Linked DNA regions of Homo sapiens: region 2 is linked to region 1. A link is a loop called in an ENCODE intact Hi-C map of the cell type or tissue named here. Cell type or tissue: dorsolateral prefrontal cortex. All regions are shown on one strand. Each heading gives the region's core, and the rest is flanking DNA. Links, peaks and the distances in the headings are about the cores only. Region 1 overlaps TENM4 (teneurin transmembrane protein 4). Region 2 overlaps TENM4 (teneurin transmembrane protein 4).

Region 1 (11,017 bases), core at 1,693-9,692:
CGGAATGCATGGAAAATTTAAGGACATACCTCTGCACTCAGAGTCAAAAGAATTGGGCTTTATCTGAGTCCTGGTTCCTGCTTTTTGCTAGCTGTGTGACTTGGAAACAAGGCACTTTGCCTCTCTAAGCTTCAGTTCTTTATTTAATACAGGATCATAGCTACTCAGAAACATTTGTTCATTTGTTCAATTAGCCATTATTTATTAAGTGCCTACATTTGCAAGGACAGAAGCTTGGGTTTTATGCCGAACAAGAGAGACACAGTTCCCAACTCTGTAGAGCTTAGAGCATATAATTAAGCAACTACTTAAATATAATTTTGGTAAGTTATCAAAAAAAGGTACAGAATGGTAGATTAAATCACATTAAAATGTGTTAGAAATGTATAAGTTCTAAAGTACTATTTAAACACTAGGCAGCATTATCCTTATTACCCTCGTAATATTTCCTTTTTTTTTTTTTTTTTTGCGAGACAGAGTCTTGCTCTGTCACCCAGGCTGGAGTGCAATGGAATGATCCTGGCTCACTGCAACCTCCGCCTTTCAGGTTCAAGCGATCCCACTGCCTCAGCTTCCCAAGCAGCTGGGACTACAGGCATAAGCCACCACACCCAGCTAATTTTTCTATTTTTAGTAGAGATGAGGTTTCACCATGTTGGCCAGGCTGGTCTTAAACTCCTGACCTCAAGTGATCTGCCCGCCTCAGCCTCCCAAAGTGCTGGGATTACAGGCATGAGCCACCAGACCTGACCCAGTTCCTCTTATTTTTAAAATACCTTAATGATCTGATCCTCAGTTTCCTCCCCAGTAATATGGGAATTATAAAAATACCTATGTCAGCCAGCCTTTGCTATATAACATATCACCCTAAAATGCAGTGGCTTAAAATGACTGCATGTTGGTTCCTGTTTCCAAGAGTCAGTTATTTGGGCTGGGCAAAGCTAGGTGGTTCAGCTAGTCTCCCCTGGGTTCACCTGTGTGGCTATAATCTACCGGGTGTTGGTTGGCTCAGCCCTGTGGCTCCAGCAACAAGTAGGCTAGCCTGGGCCTCTTTATATGACAGCTGTTTTCCAAAAGCAGGGGGAGAAGGCAATCCCAAAGGCTCAAGTGTTTTTCATGCCTCTGATTCAAGTTTGCTAATATCCGCTTGGCCCACTGGCCAATGCAAGTCATGTGGCCAACCCCAGAGTTAGTGTGGGGGACTACACAAGAGTTTGGAAACAGGGAGGTATGATTCCTTGGGAGCCATTAGTATGGCAGTCTACCATCATGCCTCACTTCCAGAGTCGTTCTGGTGACTTAGTAATAAATACAGGATGCTGTGCTTGTGGTGTTTGTATGAATATTGGTGACTGTACATAGTAGATGTTTAAGAATTGGTCGGTCAATATGAATCTGAGCAGCTTGCTACCTTATTAAGGAAAAGTGACATTACACAGGAAATAAGTGGCAAGCAATTGGCCAAAACAGCATGTAAAGTGTGGGGTTATGGGTATATGCAGAGCAGTTTCAGGTAATAAGACTGCATCTGACTTCAATTTTCAACCTTGGTGTTTTACATTAGCCAAAAGAAACTTTTTCAGAGAAGAATGGCCAGGATGGAGACAACGTGAGTGAGGACTGAATCAGGGGAAGGCAAATAAATACTTCTCCTGGATAACAAGGCAACATTTACACCTATTGACTGAGTCTTTATTAAGTGCCAAGCATAGGATTGAGCCTTTCTATGCATCACCTCATTTGAGCCTCAAGACAACCCTGTAAGGTGGTATATACTATCCCCATTTTACAGATAAGGAAATTGAGGCTTAGAGAGTTTATCATCCAAAGTTGTACGAGAAGTATGTAAGAGATTCAGGGTTCAAATCAAGGTCTGCCTGACTCAAAAAAGCCTGACCCAAAAAAAAAACCCCCCTTTTTTTTTTTTGAGACAGAGTCTCGCTCTTTCGCCCAGGCTGGAGTGCAGTGGCGCGATCTCAGCTTACTGCAAGCTCCGCCTCCCGGGTTCACGCCATTCTCCTGCCTCAGCCTCCTGAGTAGCTGGAACTACAGGTGCCCGCCACCACACCCCGCTAATTTTTTTTTTTGTATTTTTAGTAAAGAGGGGGTTTCACCATGTTAGCCAGGATGGTCTCGATCTCCTGACCTCGTGATCCACCCGCCTTGGCCTCCCAAAGTGCTGGGATTACAGGCATGAGCCACTACACCCGGCCAAAAAAAACCCTTTTCTCTACATTGAAATTTTTGGGAACATTATAGTTCACATGCAATTATAAGAAATAACAAGAGATAGCCTGTGTACCCTTTACTCAGTCTCTCCTAATAGTAACATTTTACAAAACTATAGCAAAAGAACAGATAACACAAGCAGGATGTTGACGTTGATACAATCCACTCATCTTATTCAGATTCCCCATTTTACTTGCATTTATCTGAATGAGTGTGTGTGCATGCATGTGCGTGTTTACTTCTATACTATTTTATCACATGTGTAGGTGAGTATATGCAGTCAAGACAACGAACATTTCCATCACCATAAGTTTCCTTCGCAGTCCTCTTTTATAGCCACACCCACCTCCCTCCCACCCCTACCCCATCCCTAACCCCCTAACTACCACCAATCTGTTCTCCATTGCTAAAGTTTTATCATTTTTCTTTTAAACATGTTATATAAATGGAATAATGTAGGATGAAAGCTTTGGCGATTGGCTATGTGTTGACTCAGCATAATTCCCTGGTGATTTATTGGTAGCATTAGTTCATTGTTTTTTATCACGGAGTCATATTCCATGGCATTCTGTCATTGATTTAACTGCTTACCTGTTGAAGGATATCTGGGTTGTTTCCATTTCTCGGCTATTATGAATAAAGCTTTTATGAACATCATTGTACGGCTTTTTGCATGAACATAAGCTTTTATTTCTGAGGGATAAATGCCCAAGAATACAAGCGCTAGGTTGTACAGTAATTGCATATTTAGTGTTCTAAGAAACTGCCAACCTGCTTTCCAGAGGGGCTGTACACTTTTATATTCCTACCAGCAATGTATGGGTAATCCAGTTTCTCTGCATCCTTGCCAGCATTTAATGTTGTCACTATTTTTTATTTCAGTCATTCTGATAGGTGTATGGTGATAGCTCACTGTGGTTTAATTTGAATTTCTCTGATGGCTAACGATGGTGAATATCTTTTCATGTGCTTATTTGCCATGTGTATATATCCTTTTTGGTGAAATATTGGATCACGTCTTCTGGCCATTTTCTAATTGGATTGTTTGTTTCTCACTGTTGCATTTTGAAAGTTTCATATATATATGTGTATACACACACACACACATATATATATATTCTAGATACTAGGCCTTCCTTTGTTAGTATGTGGTTTGCAAAAATTTTCTCCTACCTGTAGCTTGCCTTTTCCTCCTTTTAAGGGTATTTTCAGAGCACAAGTTTTCAATTTTGGTTAGGTTCCATTTATCAAATTTTCCTTTTTTGATCATGCCTTTGATGTAAAGCCTGTGTTTTTAACCATGGTGCTCCACTGCTTCCCAGAGCCTGGAGAAGAGAGGTCTTGGTTTGGGAGGAGGTCTTTGGCTTGCTTGTGAGGTTCTAAGGCATATGGAGTTAGGGCCGCCAGGAAGGCTCTCACAGGAGGTAAGTTTCAGCTCACTATCAGAATGAATTGTCCAAGGCCAAGTTTAGAGAATGAAATGTGTTAGGAGTAAGCTCCCTGTCACGGGAGCTCAAACAAGGGCTGGCTGCTATCCACGTGGACTCACAGAAGGAATTCAAGCATCAGATGGGGCTTGGGCAACTGTATCCCTCATGTTCCCTTTTAACTAAGAATTTGGGAGTGTGGTTTTTGAATTAGCCCTGCCTGAATGGGAGTTTTTAACAAATATATCCCCCGGGTTGAGAAACGTATAAAGGCTTTGGATGACAAAACCGAACCAGTCTCAAGAGGAGGTGGCCAGCTGAAGCCACCCAGTCTGCCATTATCTTGTCTAGGGACAGAATGCACGGAGGCCGAAGGCTTGCGATGGCACAGGCTGTGAGGCTGGGGCCTATTCCTGGATCCCTGTCCCCATCTTGGAGGCAGCTGCACACTGCCTGCCCCACCTCCACCCCAGCAGCCTCTTCTCCATTCAGACTGCCCTGGAGAATCCCTTTCTTTACGGCACTTATAAGACTTAATTACCAACGGCAAAGTCCTTTGAGGCCTTGGATGAAAGGAATGGGAGCAGCACAAGGCTTGATTAGGCGTGTAGAACTCTGGGCACAATTAGCTCCATGAGAGACTGGCCCTGCCTTTATCTGTCTCCAGTTCTGTGTGACTTACAGCGGCTAATTATTGAAATAAAAGTTGCCTGGCCACCCAGCTGCTGGAAAGAGGGCCTTAATATCTATTAAGTCTGCCTTTAATTATTAGAGATGGAGGCAGCTTCAGGCAGTTAGGGTTTTCCTATCATTATGGGCCTTTTCCTCCACCCCTTTGAGGCTTGGATACCCAGAGATGTCAGTGAAATTCTGCCAAAGCTACATCTCTCCCTTGCTTTCTACATAGCTTCCTTTCCAAGATGCCTTTACTAATCCACCTTTCCTGCTGTGAGGACCCATAGTCACACCTCCCCAAGGGCCTTTGCAATCACTGCATCTCACAGAACTTGGAGCCCTAGATGGAGCATTTTAAATTCCTGTGTGTGTGTGTGCACACATGGGTGCACACATATGTGCATTTTTCTGGGGTATCAGGGCAGTTCTCAGGCATAGATTAAATGTGACACCCCACACCAACCCATTTTGCAGAAGAGAAAACTGAGGCCGTGGAAGGAAGCAGGATGGAGCTGACAGCTTCTGGCTTTTCACTTGCTGGGATGCGGCTGACTGCCAGTCACAACCCCCCAAGCCTTAGCTCCCGCCTCTCTAAAAACAAAATTTCAAGCAGCATCAGGAGGGCACAATCAGTTGCCCCCTTCACAAACCTGGGGAGCTTGTGTGGGGCCGAGGGAGTGGATTTGTGCTACCGAAAAAGAGCCACTTAGAGGATGCCAAGGGAGAGGGTTGGCTCGCAAAGGTTTCCAGCTTTGGGGCTTTCATTAGGCAAAGAGAAAGTCAGAGAGCTTTGCACCTAGAAGGACCATGGAGGTGGCATATGGAGAGTTGTATATTTTTATTCACTTTGGTTCAACCCAGCAAACCCTGGATGCACCTCTAAGCTGTTCTTAGCATTGGGGAAGAATCGAGATGTTATAAGTACCAATGAAGTTAATGATCCAGGTGTGTGGGCATTTTCCTAACAGATGATGAAATTGAGGCACAGAGCAATGCAGGGACTTTCCCAAGGACAACCCACCTGCTCTAAGAGCCCATGTGAGCACCAGCTGAGGGAGGGAAGGACTGTTCCGAGGTCACTTTCAAACCGCTATTGTGTGGGCTTCAGTCATCACGAGTTGAGGGACGGCCTGAGTCATAGTAACTGAGGAGGAAATATAAGGGCTGGGGGGATAAAAACAGAAATTTTCTTCCTCTAGGCCCGCCCTGCCCCTGCCCCACCAGCAAAATTGAAACCTGTGTCAGCCACGAGCACTCCGAGCCCACATCCATTGGGCAGCAGTTCTGAGCTTGATCCAGTTCCATCCCCAGGGCTCAATAGCAAAAGGCCTGGTGAACAGAGTTACAATAGAGCCTTTGGTTTCTGAACAATCACAGCAGTGGGCCAGCAGCCATTAAGCATGTGTGCATGCACACACACACACACACACACACACACCACCTCTGACAGGAAGGACAGCCTGGGTAATCCCTGCTGTCCTCCCAGCTGTGATCAGAGGCTGATGGTGACCTCTAGATTTCTATCCTTTCAGCTTAGCATCAGTGTCAGGTATGCCCAGGGCATAGACTACATGTGTCTGGACCTGGAGTTTTATAAGACAAGAAGCTATTGTGCACACAAGGTATCTTGATGGCACCCGGAGAAGCCATTGTGATATTCCTTCCCTGCTCAACAGAGCATCTTCTCTGGGCCTAAAGAGCAGAAAGGATGTCTCTAAATCCTCCCTTAGCCACAGACCCAAAGCTGTATGAACTCAGGCCCAGCGTCTGGCTGAGAAGACAGAGGAAAAGAGGGACTAACCCCTTCCTCCAGCTGTTGTGTTCAACCAAGAACTTCCTTCAGGCTGAGGAGGCCTTTGTGTTAAAACTAAGTTTCACCATTTCCAGAATCCTTCAACTGATGCCTGCCTTTCTGGGATGTTGGTTTCCCTTCTGTCTCTCTCCTCTCTCACCTCACAGAGTGGAGGCCTAATAGGGCACCCAGGTAATTACAGGTTAAGATTGGACGCAGTAGGGGACGTGTGATTAATCAGCCTCTCTCCCTCTTCCCTCTGCTTCCTAGTGTGGTCCCAGAATAAGCCCAGAGAAAGTCAGGAAAAAAATGTTTTTACAGAGAATTGGCAATCCAATAAACTGGGTTTCAGGCCTGACCCTTGAAGGGGTTTTCTAGGAAAAGGGTTTTTCTAGGGAGAAGGAAGGAAGTATTTTTCCCTGGGGCCTGAAGTACAGAAGAGACTGGCAATTTCCCAAAGTGCTGCTTACAAGGAAACTCAGAGTCCTAACAGCCAGCTGTACTTGGGGCCCCAGTGGGTCTGGCTTCCAAGAAAGCCACATGGGACTGAGTGCCCCAAGGCAACATGTGTCAGATACAGGAGAAAGGGGTGCAGGGGGGACATTCAGGCTGCACCAAGAGGCTTCCAGTGGATTCCAGTCAACACAATGGGAGAGGCAGGCCAGCAAACGGGATCATCTTCCTCTCCCTGCCCTGTTAACCCCTGCTCGGCTTTTCAGACCCGGCCCAGGGATTCCTCCTTCAGGCAGCCTCTGCTGCCCACCCCACCTGATGCAGTGCCCCCCTACCCCGGGTGTCTGTGTCAGTTGCTCTTTTGCATCCTTTGTGCTGGAATCACCTGTAGACGTGTTTGTCCTTCTGACATTCCTGTGGGCTCTTCGAGGATCAAGACTGCATCCGCTCCAACCCCTTGTCCCCGGGTCTACCCTAGGATCTCATAAAGCCTTGTTGGATGGGAAAGAGGGAACGAGGTTGGACAAACCCAAGGAAAAGGTCACCAGAAAGGTGAGGGCTTGAAAACTGTGGGAGATATGTTAAATCTGAAGAGAGGATGCAGACACCCAGACCAGCCCGGTCTTCAGTCTGGAAGAGCTATTGCTGAGGCAAAGGCATTAGGCTTATTTCCTGAGACCCCAAGGAGTAGAGCTGAGGCCTGTGGAAGGAAGCTAAAAGGAGGCAGGTTTCAGCCCCCTGAGGTAGTAAAGTCCCCAGCTCTGGAGCTGGTGTGACCACTCAGTAGGGATGGGACTGAGGAGGGTTTGGGCACCTGATGGGGCTTGAATCAGCTGACCTTTGATGTTGTTTTCAATCCGAACACATTTTCTTTCTTCTTTTTTTTTTTTTTTTTTGAAACAAAGTGTCACTGTGTTGCTCAGACTGGAGTGCAGCGGCTCGATGTCAGCTCACTGCAACCTCCTCCAACTCTCAGATTCAAGCAATTCTCATGCCTCAGCCTCCTGAGTAACTGGGACTACAGGTGTGGACCACCACACCCAGCTAATTCTTGTATATTTCGTAGAGATGGGTTTCACCACATTGGCCAGGCTGGTCACAAACTCCCGGCCTCAAGTGATCTGCCCTCCTTGGCCTCCCAAAGTGCTGGGATTACAGGCGTGAGCCACCGTGCCCAGCCTAACACATTTTCTGACTCTAAGATGCCACCATTTGTCAAAGGGAATCATTGGCTCCTACGTGACTTTGGGGGCAGGAAGGATGTAGACCAAAGGAATCTGGAAGACACAGCTACCATAATACCATCTGTTGATGGAAGGCCTGTTGTGTCCTAGGCCCTGCACATGCCCAGCCCTCTAGGGGGTCAGGCAGCTCTGGGGGGAGCCCTCCCAGCTCCGCAGCTCAGGATCAGAGAAGCAGTGCCCATACAGCAGCTGTCTGCCCTTTGATACCTGGCCTCTGACAAGCTCTCTAACAGAAGGGCAAGATGGCTTCTGTAGACAGCGGCACCATCTGTCACCTGCCTGCCAGCCGCTGATTAGGGATGTCCCTGTAGCCAGGCTGGGCACACAGCCACACTCCACCACGCTCCCAGGAAAGCCCTGTCTCTGTCCCGACAGTTCTCTTTCTGTACAGGGCACGTATCAAGCAGCAGCTGTAAAAGCGCTTCTCCCAGGAGTCCAGGCCAGGTGCTGACTCAGTTCAACAGAAGAATTAATAATGTTTTTTAAAAAAGGTGAAAGAACAAATAGAACATTTAAGCCAATTAGAATATAGAATGACGTATGCAGGAAGCAGTGTAGGTTATGATTAAAAGCTTGAACCTTGGGGTCAGACAGACACAGGTTTGAATCCTAGCTCTGTCACTTTTTTGTTGTGGCCTTCCAGGCAGGATACTTAACCTCCCTAAATCCTGGTTTCTTTGTCGATAAAATGGGGATGGTTTTGGGAGTGGTGAGAACTCAGTGAGGTAATGCATATAAAGACCTTGCTTTTAGCCACCATTATTATAATCACTGTCTCACTGTTGAAAAAGGCCAGGGATTCCCCAAAGTGACAGTGCCAGAGAAATATGCTCTGGGTGCTACAACAGAGAGTACAGACCTCAGAAGCAGAGCTCCCGGATTCCAGTCCTGGTGTGTTGTGTGAACTTGAGCATCACTTTGCTACTCTCAGTTTCTAAATCAGTAAAGTGGGGATAGGAGTGCCTCCTTCTCTGGTTTGCACAAAGCCCAACACAATACTTGGTACAAGAACAGGTACCACCACAAGCCATCCTCCCCACCCCCACTTTAAAATAAAGGACTCAAAGACCACACTTTGAAGGAATAAGAAAAGTAAAATTCACGATTTTACACATACACACACACACACAGATGCTACCCAGGACTTATATTTTGTGGAACACATTTTAGCTCTGAAATATTTATGGGCCCTTTTTGACACACAAAGAACTAAAAATATCACCCTGTGCTTATGTTAAGGAAAACTTATAAAACTTTAGTCCAGTAGGAATTCAGTCAATTTCCTGGCTCGTTTCTGGCTGTATCTGAGGCTGCGAGGTAACCCGGGGTGATAACAGCCCCCATTTCCCTGCGGGTTTTGGCAGGGGCAGAGGTTTTTTCGAGCACTGTACTGTCTGTGGAAGTCTCTCTGCGAATGCTCCAGGCTCCTGCCCCTTCATAAATATTGCTGGAACCCATGTGAAGGGGCCAGGTTTGTTTCTTGAATTTCTCCTCAAACACCAAAAGCTTTATTTCCCATATCTCCCCTTCTCCCGGGCCCCACACTCTTGCCATTCTTCCAGACCAGCTCCAGCCTCCCAAGGCAGCAGGGCCTCTGAAAACTAGCTGCAGGGCACGCTCCCTACCAGGTCCTCCGAGGGCAGGCTCTCTCTGCCACATGCATTTTGCATTTTACTGTCCACTTACATTTACCATGTAGGGATGTTACTTTATTTCTTCTACCAGGCTGCTCCCTCCTCACTTCTCAAGCTTTCTCTCCAACCTCTTTCCCTCCCCAGAGTCTGAACTCTCGGAATATAACTGGGCCTTTGTCTGTGCCAGGTTCATTTTTCCATGCTGTGATCTAGGACAGTGTTTTTCAGACTGTAGATTGGCATCTCATTCATAATTCTAGTTAAGTAGAGAATAAAATATCAGATTTCACCCTTGCAGTAAGGTTCAGCATCTTTTCATGAAATTTTTGTTTTAGTTAAAAAAATTGTAGATGTGTGTATCCTGGATTGCAATATAAGCGTATTTTTACTGTAGGCAAGAGAAATTTGAAAGCCACAGATCTAAACTTTTTTCTCTCCTTACCTCAAAACCGTCTTTTACTTGACATTCTTTGGTTTTCATTTAGATGTCACTGTTTCTGGGGAGTGGTCCCTGATGGTCTCTCCACCTTTGACCCACCTTGGCCTGGGTGTGGGGCAGGCCCCTGTGGTGTCCTTCCCTGCCTCTCCCTCTGTCTGACTTGCCCAGTGTATAGAAGCATCTAGGAGTCAGAAGCACATCTGTCTTGTCCTCTGATGCCTCCAACAAGGCTTGGCACAGGAGGGTAGGAACTGGGAGTTCGGGGAGGAGAGAAGAAGGGAGTCTCCTATGACGCCTCCTTGGATCTTTTGCAGCACTTAGGACAGAAAAGGGACTTAGCAATGATTACCAAATGAATGAGCCTATGGAACTAGGTTTTTGATCCTTTTCTTGAGGTTCAAACATTTTCTTCAGTTTCAAATCTAGACCCTGACACTTGGAAGCCACGTGATCTAGAGCAAGCCAGTTAATCTCTGGGCTTGTTATCTCATTGATAAAATAAGAGTAAATAAGAGAAAATAAAGAATAAAAGAATAATACCTAACTTACCAAGTTATTATAGGGATTTGAAATAATTTACACAGTACCAAGCACATGAGGAGGTGTTCAATTAACAGTAGTTATCTTACCATTACTAGCCCTTTCTTTTCCTGTCTTCAGTGATCCCCTGATCACCATCACCACCAGGGGGCTCCCAGGCCTCCCCACATTCACGTCCCTATTGAAACCTTCCAGATCCATCCAAGCCCAGCTTCACATAAAGGAAAAAGACAAAAACAAAAAAAATACTGATATGGTTTGGCTGTGTCCCCACCCATATCTCATCTTGAATTCCCACGTGTTGTGGGAGGTAATTGAATCATGGGGGCCGGTTTTTCCCATGCTGTTCTCGTGGTAATGAATAAGTCTCACAAGATCTGATGGTTCTATAAGGGGGAGTTTCCCTGCACAAGCTCTCTCTTCTGTTGTCTGCCACCATGTGAGATGTGCCTTTCACCTTCTGCCATGACTGTGAGGCCTCCCCAGCCACGTGGAACTGTAAGTCCATTAAATCCCTTTTCCTGTATAAAGTACCCAGTCTCAGGTATGTCTTTATCAGTAGCGTGAAAACAAACTCATACAAC
Region 2 (11,017 bases), core at 898-8,897, 250 kb after region 1:
CTTACTGAACACAATGACATACCATTTTTTCTTTTTTCCTTTTTGATCCACACAACCTACTGAATAGGATGGTAAGATTATTGTCCCAACTTAGTAGACACAGCAAACTGAGTTTCAGAAAAATTAAGGCTCTTTTCTGAAAGGTTTTTTTCTTGTTTTTTTGTTTACTTTTTGGGACAGAGTCTCACTCTTGTTGCCCAGGCTGGAGTGCAACAGCGCAATCTCGGCTGACTGCAACCTCCGCCTCCAGCATTCAAGCGAGTCTCCTGCCCCAGCCTCCTGAGTAGCTGGGATTACAGGCATGCGCCACCACGCCCAGCTAATTTTTTGTAGAAACAGGATTTCACCATGTTGGTGAGGCTGTTCTCGAACTCCTGACCTCAGGTGACCCATCCACCTCGGCCTCCCAAAGTACTGGGATTACAGGCATGAGCCACCATACTGCCCCCAACCCTGAAAGGCTTTCTCACTGGTCCAAGATCACACAGCAAGTGTGACAAGACCAGATTTAAATGCACTTCTCTCGTTTCATTCATTCATGTATTTTTGTGAATGTGTTTATTCGGTATGTGTTTCTTTTGCACCTTCTATATGCCTTGCACTCTGGTCAGGCTGTGGCTGCTGTTGTGAACAAGCAGACAGGGACTCTGCCCTAGTGGATCTTCAAGTCTGTCCGGAAAGACATTGATCAGTAATGTGACTGTGATGAGCTCAGAGGAAAAGTATGGGGCCTAGGAGTGCACCAACAAGGGGTGCTAACCTAATTGGGGTAGGAGTCAGGGAAGGTTTATATTAAGTACATGACAGCGACATCTAAGCTGAGACCTCAAAAAATTGGATAGAGAGAGCTAGGTGAGAAGGGGGGATCGGTTTAAAACAGAGGCCTGAAGATCACCAACAATTAATAATTAGAGGAAGAGCCAGAAAAGGAGGATGAGGACTAGGGCCTACAGTGGTAGGATTATTGGAAAGCATGCTGGCTTTTTTTGTTTGTTTGATTTTTGTTTGTTTGTTTGTTTGAGACAGAGTCTTGCTCTGTCACCAGGCTAGAGTGCAGTGGCACAATCCCAGCTCACTGCAACCTCTGCCTCCCCAGTTCAAGTGATTCTCCTGCCTCAGCCTCCCCAGTAGCTGGGACTACAGGTGTGTACCACCATGCCCAGCTAATTTTTGTATTTTTAGTAGAGACAGGGTTTCACCATGTTGGTCAGGATGGTCTCGATCTCTTGACCTTGTGATCTGTCCACCTCGGCCTCTCAAAGTGCTGGGATTACAGGCATAAGCCACTGTGCCCGGCCAGTGTGCTGTTTTTAAAGCTGAGGGAAAAGAGAGCTTCAGCAAAGAGGAGCTAGAGAATCATGTCAAATGCTACTGAGAGGAGCTTGTGGTTGACTGTTACATGCCTCACCGCCCTGGAGTCCCACTATAATAAGAGTAATGATTTAAAACAAGCAGGAGTAAACCCACAAGGACAAACAGAATAAGAGACAAGAGCCAGCAAGAGATGCCAGCAGACTTTTGAAAAAAAGAGTGGATGGAGTTAGCAGTGTGGAGACACGGAATGCTGAGCCCCTGCTGAGGGAGGTATCAATTAGAAGCAGAGTCACAGAAAACCTCCAGGTACAGCAAAGGCAGGGGTGAGGCACAGAGCTGGAAACGGGTGGATTCAGAGTCTATGTGACGTGGAAGCAGCAGCAATGAAACCCTTAAGTTTCCTCCCTCATCTCACATGGACAAGCGACTGTCTTCTCCCACCCTGGCAGAGGATCGGAGGCTTGTTCCGTAGAGATATCAACAAGGAGCTTCCAGATTCAGGGAAGGGAGAGTCACCATACCAAAAACAGAGGAAATAAGTACCAACTGAATTTTGAAAATGACATTCTAGATCCCATTTTTGACAGCCAAATGTATCATATCTCCTCTATAAGGAAGGAGATTAGAAAAGAAATCAGCAGAAGAGTGGGGGGACCAAAAGACTCTGGTAGTGCCTTCTGTGGATCCTCCACAAAATCCCTGGGTCCCCACTCCATCACCTTACGATGACAGTCAGCAGTTGACACAGAGCTTTTTGGCATCTCACTCTTAAATATGAACAGAGGATCATCAGACATCTGAGGAAACCTTCCAGCAAGTAAGAAAAGACCAAGACAAATAGGAAAACAAAAGAACTCAAAGGAAACAAAATAATATAGGAGAAGAGAACTTCAAAGAGAAAAAGACTATAGCCTGTCAAGATATGAAAGAAAATATATTACTGTCAATGTAAAACAAGAACATATACACAAAGGGGTATAGATCAGAGAAAAGGAGAGCACTCTTGGACATTAGAAATAGGAAAGTTAAAATTCCCATAAATGGGTTGAAAGATAAATGGAAGGGGAGGTGTGCTAAAAATAAATAGAACAAAATAGGTAAGAAAACTAAAGGATCAATTCAGCAAGTCCAAAATCTGACTAATAAGAACAGAGAAATAATACAAGCACATTTCCCATAGCTGAGGGACATGGGCTGACGGATTGCAAGTGGCCAACCTAGTTAACTTTTTCAAAGTCACTCATCTTCCTGAAAGCTCCCAGAAAGGGAAGAGATTACATGCAAAGAGTTAGGAAGCAGATGCCAATAGACATCACTAGAGAAGAGCCTGAAGATGAATAACCTTAAGAATTCTGAGGGGAAATTATTCCCAATTTAAAATTCTATACCCAAATTATCAATCAAGTGTAAGAGTAAAAGAAAGATAACGTCAGCCATGCAAGATCTTAAAATCATACCCCCGATTCACCTTTTCTCAGACAGCAGCTGGAAAATGCACTCTGCTGACATGATAAAGTAAGCCAAGGAAGGGGGTCCAGGAAGCAAAAGGTTTAATAAAGAAGGAGGTGATAAGAAGTCACAAATGATGAATGCTTAGCAGGCCTGGAAAACAACCTGACCAGACTGTGGCCAGGCAGAGGGCTCCAGCAGCAAGGGCTCTGGGCAGATGACAGCTGTGGGTCAGATAAATGACCTGGTGTGTTTGACCATGCGGGAAAGTCTATGTCAGAGGGATTTTATAGTTCTGTCAGCTAATTTGGGTGGAGGTATTAATAGAAACATAGGAAATTAAGTAAGCAAAAAATGACGCCTTTCCATTAGATTCTACTGGTCAGAAGTGGCAGATAATGCAATGGAGGGAAGTAGTAGAGAACATCACATGACAATCAAAAATTGCTGTATAAGCACATTATTTAGATATGTTGAAGTGAATTCTGGAAGAAATAGCAAAGGAGTTGAGAGAATGGCACTCAGGTATGTGGGTGAAGCAGAAGACTGTTATTTTTTATTATAAACTTTCATAGTATTCTTTGGCTTCTTAAACTGTTTACATATATTATTTTGATTTAGGGGGAAAACATTTTAATGCTACAGAGGTCAAGGAAGAAAGGACATTGAAGAATGTGCATTGGAGGCAGCGGTAGGAACTGTAGGAGACCTGTGGGGTTTCTTCTACATCTCCTCACTTAGCACCGTGCATTTGGATGGCTTATTTGAGGGCAAGGTCCACACCCAGCATTCGACCCAAATAAGCATGCATTTATTTCTCTCCAGGAAGAGAGTCTGTGTTTCTAGGCATTCATTATCTAGAATAATCCGAGTTAAGGATACTGTGGTGATTGGAACATGTCGACAATTTAGCAGCCTTTCCATACACTGTTGTACGGGTTCAGAGGATAAGCTCTGGAGCCTGAGTACACAGGTTCAAATTCCTCCACCTGCTCTTACTAGCTACATTGCCTTGGGCAGACTTAGCAAAGGCAACAAGTTGGGAAATGGATTAATAATAGGCCCTGCCCTTATTACGAGGATTACATGAGTTAACACATGCAAAGTGTTCAGAGCAGGCTCCCCACTAAGTGTGCAATAGATGTTAATATTATTTTTATTCCAAATTCCTCTTTCATATTTGCTTTCACACAATTATGAAAGTCACACAACTGTCCAAATTTAGATTTTACTTTTTAAAGCCCAACTCTATTAATATGGATAAAAAGCAAAAGCAAATCCATTTACAAACATATGTATTGGTGTTGTGTGTGTGCGTGCATACGCAAAGCACTATGCTGCTCCCAAAAGGGAGACAAAGGCAGTGCAAGTCTGAGGTCCCTGTCCTCTAAGAGCTTCTCACAGCCTGAGAAGACTTAACGTTGACAGCATTAAAAACAACAATTGGGGGAGTACTATATGGCACAAGGTGAATTGTCAAGGGAATTTTGAGAAAGCCAACCATGAGGGTCACTATAGACTAGGGTGGACCAAGAAGGCCCGGAAGGATTTGGATAGGAAGAAAGGAAAGGAAAAGGCACTGAACAAAAATCCAAGATGAGAAGCTGCTTGAAGTATGCGGGAAACCTCCTGAGACTGGCTGGGAATGAGAGCGGGGTTCCCATCCTGGTTCTGCAGCCACCCAGCTGTGAGACCTTGAGAACATCAGTTATCCTCCCTGAGCCTTGGAAGGATTAATGACACAATGCAATGTACCAGCACTGTGCCTGACTTGCAATAGGCTCTCATATTACTTTGTTTAATTTGTACTTTTAGTCTGAATCCCAAAGCAAGGGTATATTGACTGGCTTGGGGTTCGAATGAGGAAGCTTTCTGGAGGGAGTCAGAGCCCTAGGCCCAGACCTGTAGTTCCAACAGCCTGGTTATTGTCAGTCTCAAAAGACTGTTCAGAGAGGAGAAATATTTACAATAGTAGGCATTGTGATTTGCCTAAAATAAAGCTGCTTTGAGCCTTCAGCTCAAACTATGGGAAGTCTCTTTTGTCCTTCATTACTGGCATCTGTCAGCTGACGCCCTTTGCAGCTTCAGTTCTGCCGCTCCTCCTGTGTGCCAGCCCCGCTGCACTACCTGTAATTCTGAAAACATCTGCCTTTGAAGGTAATGTTCTTTCTTTCTAAATATTCCCTGTGCCCTTCTCTGCCTGGAGAATATCTGCCCAGTCTCCAAGGTTGAGTGACAATGCCTTCCTCGCCTTCCCTGAGATGTTGCTCCATCATCTGGGCTTTACGCATTTATTACCGCAAGCACTTAGCACATTGTGCATCAGACTGTGAGAGTAGAGGGCAGAGGCTGTGCCTTCATCATATCACAACTGACCAAGCATTTGCTCTTCACCCGGCCAGGAGCTGGGAGCTGGGAGCTGGGGCCATAGAGGGAGTTAGGTCCCACCTTGGTCCTCCAAGCTCGTGTTACAGTACAGCAGGCAGACATGCAGATGACTAATGCCAGTGCAGTTTTCCTGAGCTGCCATGAAACTTGGGCAGTGTTGTGGGTGAACCAGAGAAGAAAGCAATTAATCCCTTAATTGCCTGCACATGGCACATAGTAGGGTTTCGGTGACTAGTTGTTTGGGAAGCCTGACAGTTTTGGGATCTGCAAGTCATTTCACTTCTCTAGGCCTCCATTTTCTCATCTGAAAAGTAGGGATAACCATACCTAACTTTTAATGCTGGGGTAAGAGTTATGAAATAATGTATGAGTTTAATGGGTTTATCACAGTGCCTAGCACATAGGACTCAATAACAGGTGGTGGTGATGGCTACTATTGTTACCTTATTTCATGTCTAAATTCATCACTTTATTATTAAAAACTTGGATCTGCACTAAAAATCAGAGAAGTTTAGATGGGATGAATGAGAGGTCAAATATTCTAGTACTTCTTTGACTTTCAGTGGATGTTTTTGAAAGTATTCCTGCCCGGAGTCTCTCTCTTAATTTACTGTCCTGGCGGCTGAGTGTGAAGGTTGGGATTTCCCCAGGGTCTGAGAGGAAAGCGAGGTTACACTCAGCCATCGTTAATTAAAGCTGCTCTCCCCAAGCCTTCGGAGAGTCGTAGCCTGGAAAGCCATCAGATGACCCGAGCAGCGGCCACCTCAGGCCAACTGCTCTGGAGGGGATGTGCACCTGCGTCCTGCTAAACACTGGTGCACTGCCAGGCATGGAGGGCTCAGCAGGGGGGAGTCTGCTCCCTGGGAGGGTGCTGATCTGTTCTTCCTGCTTTCCGTTACATTCCTTTGAAGCCTTGAGACCAGCAAGTCTAGCCTCAGCCCCACTTCTCCCTCAGTTTAACAGCCAACAGTGAGCAGGTCTCAGAGGCCTCTCCTTTGTGCACCCTCTACCTTGGGCTGCTGGGCCCAGCCCCTGGCTGTACTGATGGATCAGGCCCAGTCATCAGAACAGCCTCCCTGGTCATGGGCACCACCGAGGTGTCCAGGGTGAGCAGTAGTGGAGGAAAGAAGCCAGACATTGGCCAGTATGATGGGAATTTATGGGAAATGCCCCGGGGGGTTCTAGGAATAGGCTAGATCTTTAAAACTCATCTTTCACAGAAAGAGGGAGTAATGTCTGTAAAATGTTTGTCCATACCTTGGAGGTATGAGCCAAAAGGAAGAGAGGATTCAGCAGCCCCAATACGTCCATGTGGGTGCATCCCTGTGTGTTGTGGTGTAGGCGGAAGAAACATCATCTCACACGGACTCACTGTGTCTGAATGATATAAGCCAGTACTGTGTGGAGATGGTGTTGGAGCATTAATTGCTGTTGTTCCAGGACAAGATCCAGGCTCCCTCTTATCCTGTTGTCACAAAGTACACGCACCTGCATGCACAGTATGCTAGGAGCCCCTGGTGAAGGAGAAGAAGTGAGCTAAGGCCAGCTAGGGGACAGCCACTAGAAACTAACCCACACAGAAGGGTCTGCAGGCCCCTATTTCCAGTCTTTCCCTTGCTAATACTATAATCCCTGCTGTGGACAGGGGCTTTCTTATCACTCCCATTTTCCAGACAAGGAAACTGAGACACAGAGAGATGAAGTAACTTGTTCAAAGTCACAAAGGAGATAGCAAAGTAGAATTAGAACCCCCAGAGTCTCATTCTGAAGCCTGCAAGCTGGTGCATTCTCCATTATACCATGCAGCCTCCGACTTGGCCTGTCCCAATGGTTTTGCTTTGTTTGGTTTGTTCTGACTAGGTTTCATTTTACCTACTATTAATGAGACATTTACTGCAGGCCCCGTTAAATGCCTCCCATGCATTATCTCATTGAGCCCTCCAACCCCAACATGAAACAGATAAGTGAGGAAACCAGAGCTCAGAGACACTAAATGGTTTGCCCAAGGTTACACAACTAGTGAGAGTCAGAGCTGGAAATCATACCCACGTCTGTCTGATGGCATAGTCCATGCTCTGCCATGGACCAGGGAGTTCAGCCTTGTCAAGTCAAAACATGCCAGAGACAAGATCCACCCCTGAACTGAGGGGCAGTCAGAGACTTCACATGGGGAGATAGGGCCCTGCTGGCCACACGTGGGTCACACTCACACACCAGCCCAGTGGACAAGTAGAAAGAACCAGGGACCCAGGAGGAAGGCTGGCCAGACAGAGGGGCTGCAGTCTAGTGCTTGAGGGGCCCCTCAGGCTGTCTTCATCTAGGCATACAGATAGCTGAGTGTAGGAGCACCAAACCACTTCCAAACCTCCCACTGGGTGGAGAGCAGATGGCCCCACAGGCCACCCTCTCATTGGTCACATTGGTCAGGGAACTGGGGAGGAACTGGCCCTTTAGGCCAGGCCCAGGCTGGAGCTAACATTTGTATTATAACTTCATCCAGTGGTGGCTTAAAGTCCTGCTGCTGCCAAAGTCAGAAATGGCCAGAAGGTTCTATAAAGTTTTCACAACAGAAACTATTTCTCAATTTCTTGCAAGATATGTAGCTACCGCTTTTGCCACTGGGCAGTTTCTGCCTAGAGGCTGAGGAAGTATCTGCCTAGGTGGCTAGAGCAGCTATAAAATATTTGACTTGAACATATAATTACATTACCATGATCTCTAATAGGATTTGGTGTCAAGAAGAAGTCCAACTTGGCCTCTGGCTCAAAGATATAGACCCAAGTTATTATGTTGAGTGTTACCTAGTAGATAAATAAGAAAGAAATACTGTTCAAATCATCGTGCTGCTGACCAACACGCATTATAATTATTGTGAAGAAAAATCCACCGCAGCCTGAGAATTTATCCATCTTGCTATTCAACTTACTGTGTTATATCCTGATAGAAATAATTTAAGTACATAATTCACAGATGCCATCTTGGCAGCTCTTGCTAGAGAAAAGAATTGGGGTCCTGCAAAGTGATATTACTACATGCCCCCCAAATACATGGTTAGTGCTGTTTTGGGAGAAGAGAGGCCAGTACCATGTCTAGCTAAACGTAAAAGGCCCAGAGGAAGACAGATCACAGTGAAGCTGCAGGTCTGGAAACAATTTATAAAAAGGGAATTTGAAAAAACAGAAATCAGCAAGGAAGTAAGCAGTGCATTCTCCACAGAGAGAGCCCAGCCTTAAGATTTGAGGCTGAACACACCAAAGGACATAAAACCAACCAGAAATTGCACTTTGTCATTTGATATTTAAAAAGTGTTGACTGCCCAGCTACTCCAGACAGAACACTGTGCTAGTCACTGTGGCAGCACAGATAAGAGGGAGAATTGGAAATGGATCCTTCCTCTCAATGAATTTGCAGTCTACTAGGGGAAAACAGCCATACTTATACATAACTAGATTGCAAAGTAGACAGCAGTAGGTAATAAGTGAAAGACAGAAGTAAACTGCCATCAGGATTCAAATGAGAGCTCTATCTTGCTAGGAAGAGCCAGGGGGACCTTCACGAAAGAGGTAATATTTAAACTGGGCTTTGGCCGGGCGCAGTGGCTCACGCCTGTAATCCCAGCACTTTGGGAGGCTGAGGCAGGCAGATCACCTGAGGTTGGGAGTTCGAGACCAGCCTGACCAACATGGAAAAACCCCATCTCTACTAAAAATACAAAATTAACCAGGCATGGTGGTGCATGCCTGCATTCCCAGCTGCTCAGAAGGCTGAGGCAGGAGAATTGCTTGAACCCGGGAGGCGGAGGTTTCAGTGAGCCAAGATTGCACGATTGCATTCCAGCCTGGCCAACAAGAGCAAAACTCCATCAAATAAATAAATAAATAAATAAATAAATAAATAAATAGGCTTTGAAGGATGGATAGGACTTGGACAAGCGGATAAGTGGGAAAAGAGGATTTTCAGGTAAAGTTATGAGCAGTGGGCTCAGTCAGGGAGGCTGAAAAGGGAGTGTGGGTTCAGGTGGGGAGTAATTTGGCAGCAGCACAAAGAGGGCATGAGAAAGACCTTACTTGAAAAGGGCAATTGGATCCTTAAACTCCTGGTTCAGAAATTTGGGCTTTCTCCTCTCCAGTGTTTTCTAAAGTATAGTTCCCAAGATTATTTTAGATTATACATAGACAGACTCTATTTCAAAAATTATGTATTTATTTTAGTAAACTGGAAAAATATAGTTAGATATAGCAAATCATTATTTCATAGTGATATTGAATTTCTATGTTAAATAAAGTTAAGAAAATAAATGAATTGAAAAATGCTAAGTGAGTAATAGGACAGATGGTATGTGAATATGGCAACAGCATAAAAGCAGTACCCAAATAAGTGACTTTTAGAAAACACTGCTCCAGGCCTGGGTGGTATACTCGGATGCCTAGAAACCAGGCAGGTGACATTAGTGCAGGAAGCTACAGAGATGGCCTGTGGCTGATCATAGGGTCTGGGCCTGCCCTAAATGAGAAGAGATTATTCCCATGTTGGATCTTCCAATTTAAAAACTTTTTTTTTGTATTTAACAAGTTCTAAGTATCGAAATAGATATATGAAAGCCAACATGAAGATTTTTCTTTGACCTCATTTTTAAAAAGTTCTGGCAACTAATTCAAATTTTTGAAAACACTACATAAACAGAAGTGTCCATAGGGCTCCTGTTTGTAATATCTACTCCAGATGATAAGGGACAGTAACCCTATGGAAGGCTACTGCCCCTTATCATCTGGAGTAGACATCACAAAGGGGCAGGCCTGGAGACAGAAGTCCACTTAGAATGCTGATGCAGCAGTCCAGGCCATGAGTAACATGGCCTGGATATTTCCATTTTCCAGGTACAGTCCAAGCCAACATAGAGGTTTTTACCTGTAAGTCTCTAGGTTATCTTTATATAGTTTTGTGCATTTTCATATCTGACTATGCTGACTTAAAAGGGAGGAGACCGGCCGAGCATGGTGGCTCACACCTGTAATCCCAACACTTTGGGAGGCCAAGGAGGGTGGATCACCTAAGGTCAGGAGTTCAAGACCAGCCTGACCAACATGGTGAAACACCGTCTCTATTAAATACAAAAAATTAGCCAGGCGTGGTGGCACATGCCTGTAATCCCAGCTACTTGGGAGGCTGAGGCAGGAGACTCTCTTGAACCCTGGAGGCAGAGGTTGCAGTGAGCCAACATTGTGTCACTGCACTCCAGCCTGGGCAACAAGAGCAAAACTCCGTCTCAAAAAAAAAAAAAAAAAAAAAAAAAAAAGGAGGGGGATTTGGTTTTCTATTTGGTTTGTAAGTAGTAGAGAGCTTGGTGACAAGCCTGGATAAATGATTGGAGACTAATTAGCAGCTCCCCACACCCCACTTCCTCAGAACCTGTTTCTTTTCCTGCATTGTCTGTCATCACAGAAGAATTCAACACAAAGTGATGCTCATTAGATGGAACTCTCTAGCCAGCAGCTGAGTTGAGTGTTTTACACTGATTTCTTAAGTAATTTGTCCCAGAGACAGACTTGACATGAAGTTGGCATTATGATCAGCCGGTCACTGTGTGGGAGCAGCAAAAATGATTATTCTGGATCTGGCTCTTACTCTTACTTGACCTCCATCTTGCCCAGAACTGCTTTGCATTTCAAAAGCCTGTATATTCTTTAAGAGCTATTCAAATACTACCTCCTGGAGGACCAAGCCCTCCTCTTTGGAACTGGTCCACAAGCTCTTTTGCATTCTTGGGTAGTTTAGATCTTTCTGCCCCCTCTGGCTTGTTTTTTACAGACTTGTGTGTAAAGTCTGTCTTTCTTCCAGACGAGCGGTTCTCAAAGCCCCAGCCCAA

Evidence for each region. Hi-C counts contacts between places; a loop is a spot of excess contacts. Peaks named below come from ENCODE experiments on the same cell type or tissue, not always from the same donor. Only the 100,000 strongest peaks of a DNase experiment are listed, where the experiment ranks them.
Region 2: a loop joins it to region 1, with 2.2 times the contacts of the local background. A loop is called at or near these places in 5 of 110 quality-filtered maps.

The regions. Positions count from the first base shown.
Region 1 is chr11:79,076,287-79,087,303 of GRCh38, reverse strand. The region is part of intron 4 of TENM4 (teneurin transmembrane protein 4); the gene reads left to right. Among named protein-coding and RNA genes, the nearest start is that of TENM4-AS1, 11 kb to the left of the region's middle. RefSeq lists an enhancer at 1-232. In dorsolateral prefrontal cortex, for the core only: no CTCF peak of the experiment used is centred there; DNase peaks (open chromatin) are centred at 5,693 and 8,159; H3K4me3 peaks cover 419 bases; H3K27ac peaks cover 1,596 bases.
Region 2 is chr11:78,825,507-78,836,523 of GRCh38, reverse strand. All of the region lies in intron 12 of TENM4 (teneurin transmembrane protein 4), which reads left to right. Among named protein-coding and RNA genes, the nearest start is that of NARS2, 260 kb to the right of the region's middle. In dorsolateral prefrontal cortex, for the core only: CTCF peaks have their summits at 3,911 and 4,118; a DNase peak (open chromatin) is centred at 4,107; H3K27ac peaks cover 657 bases.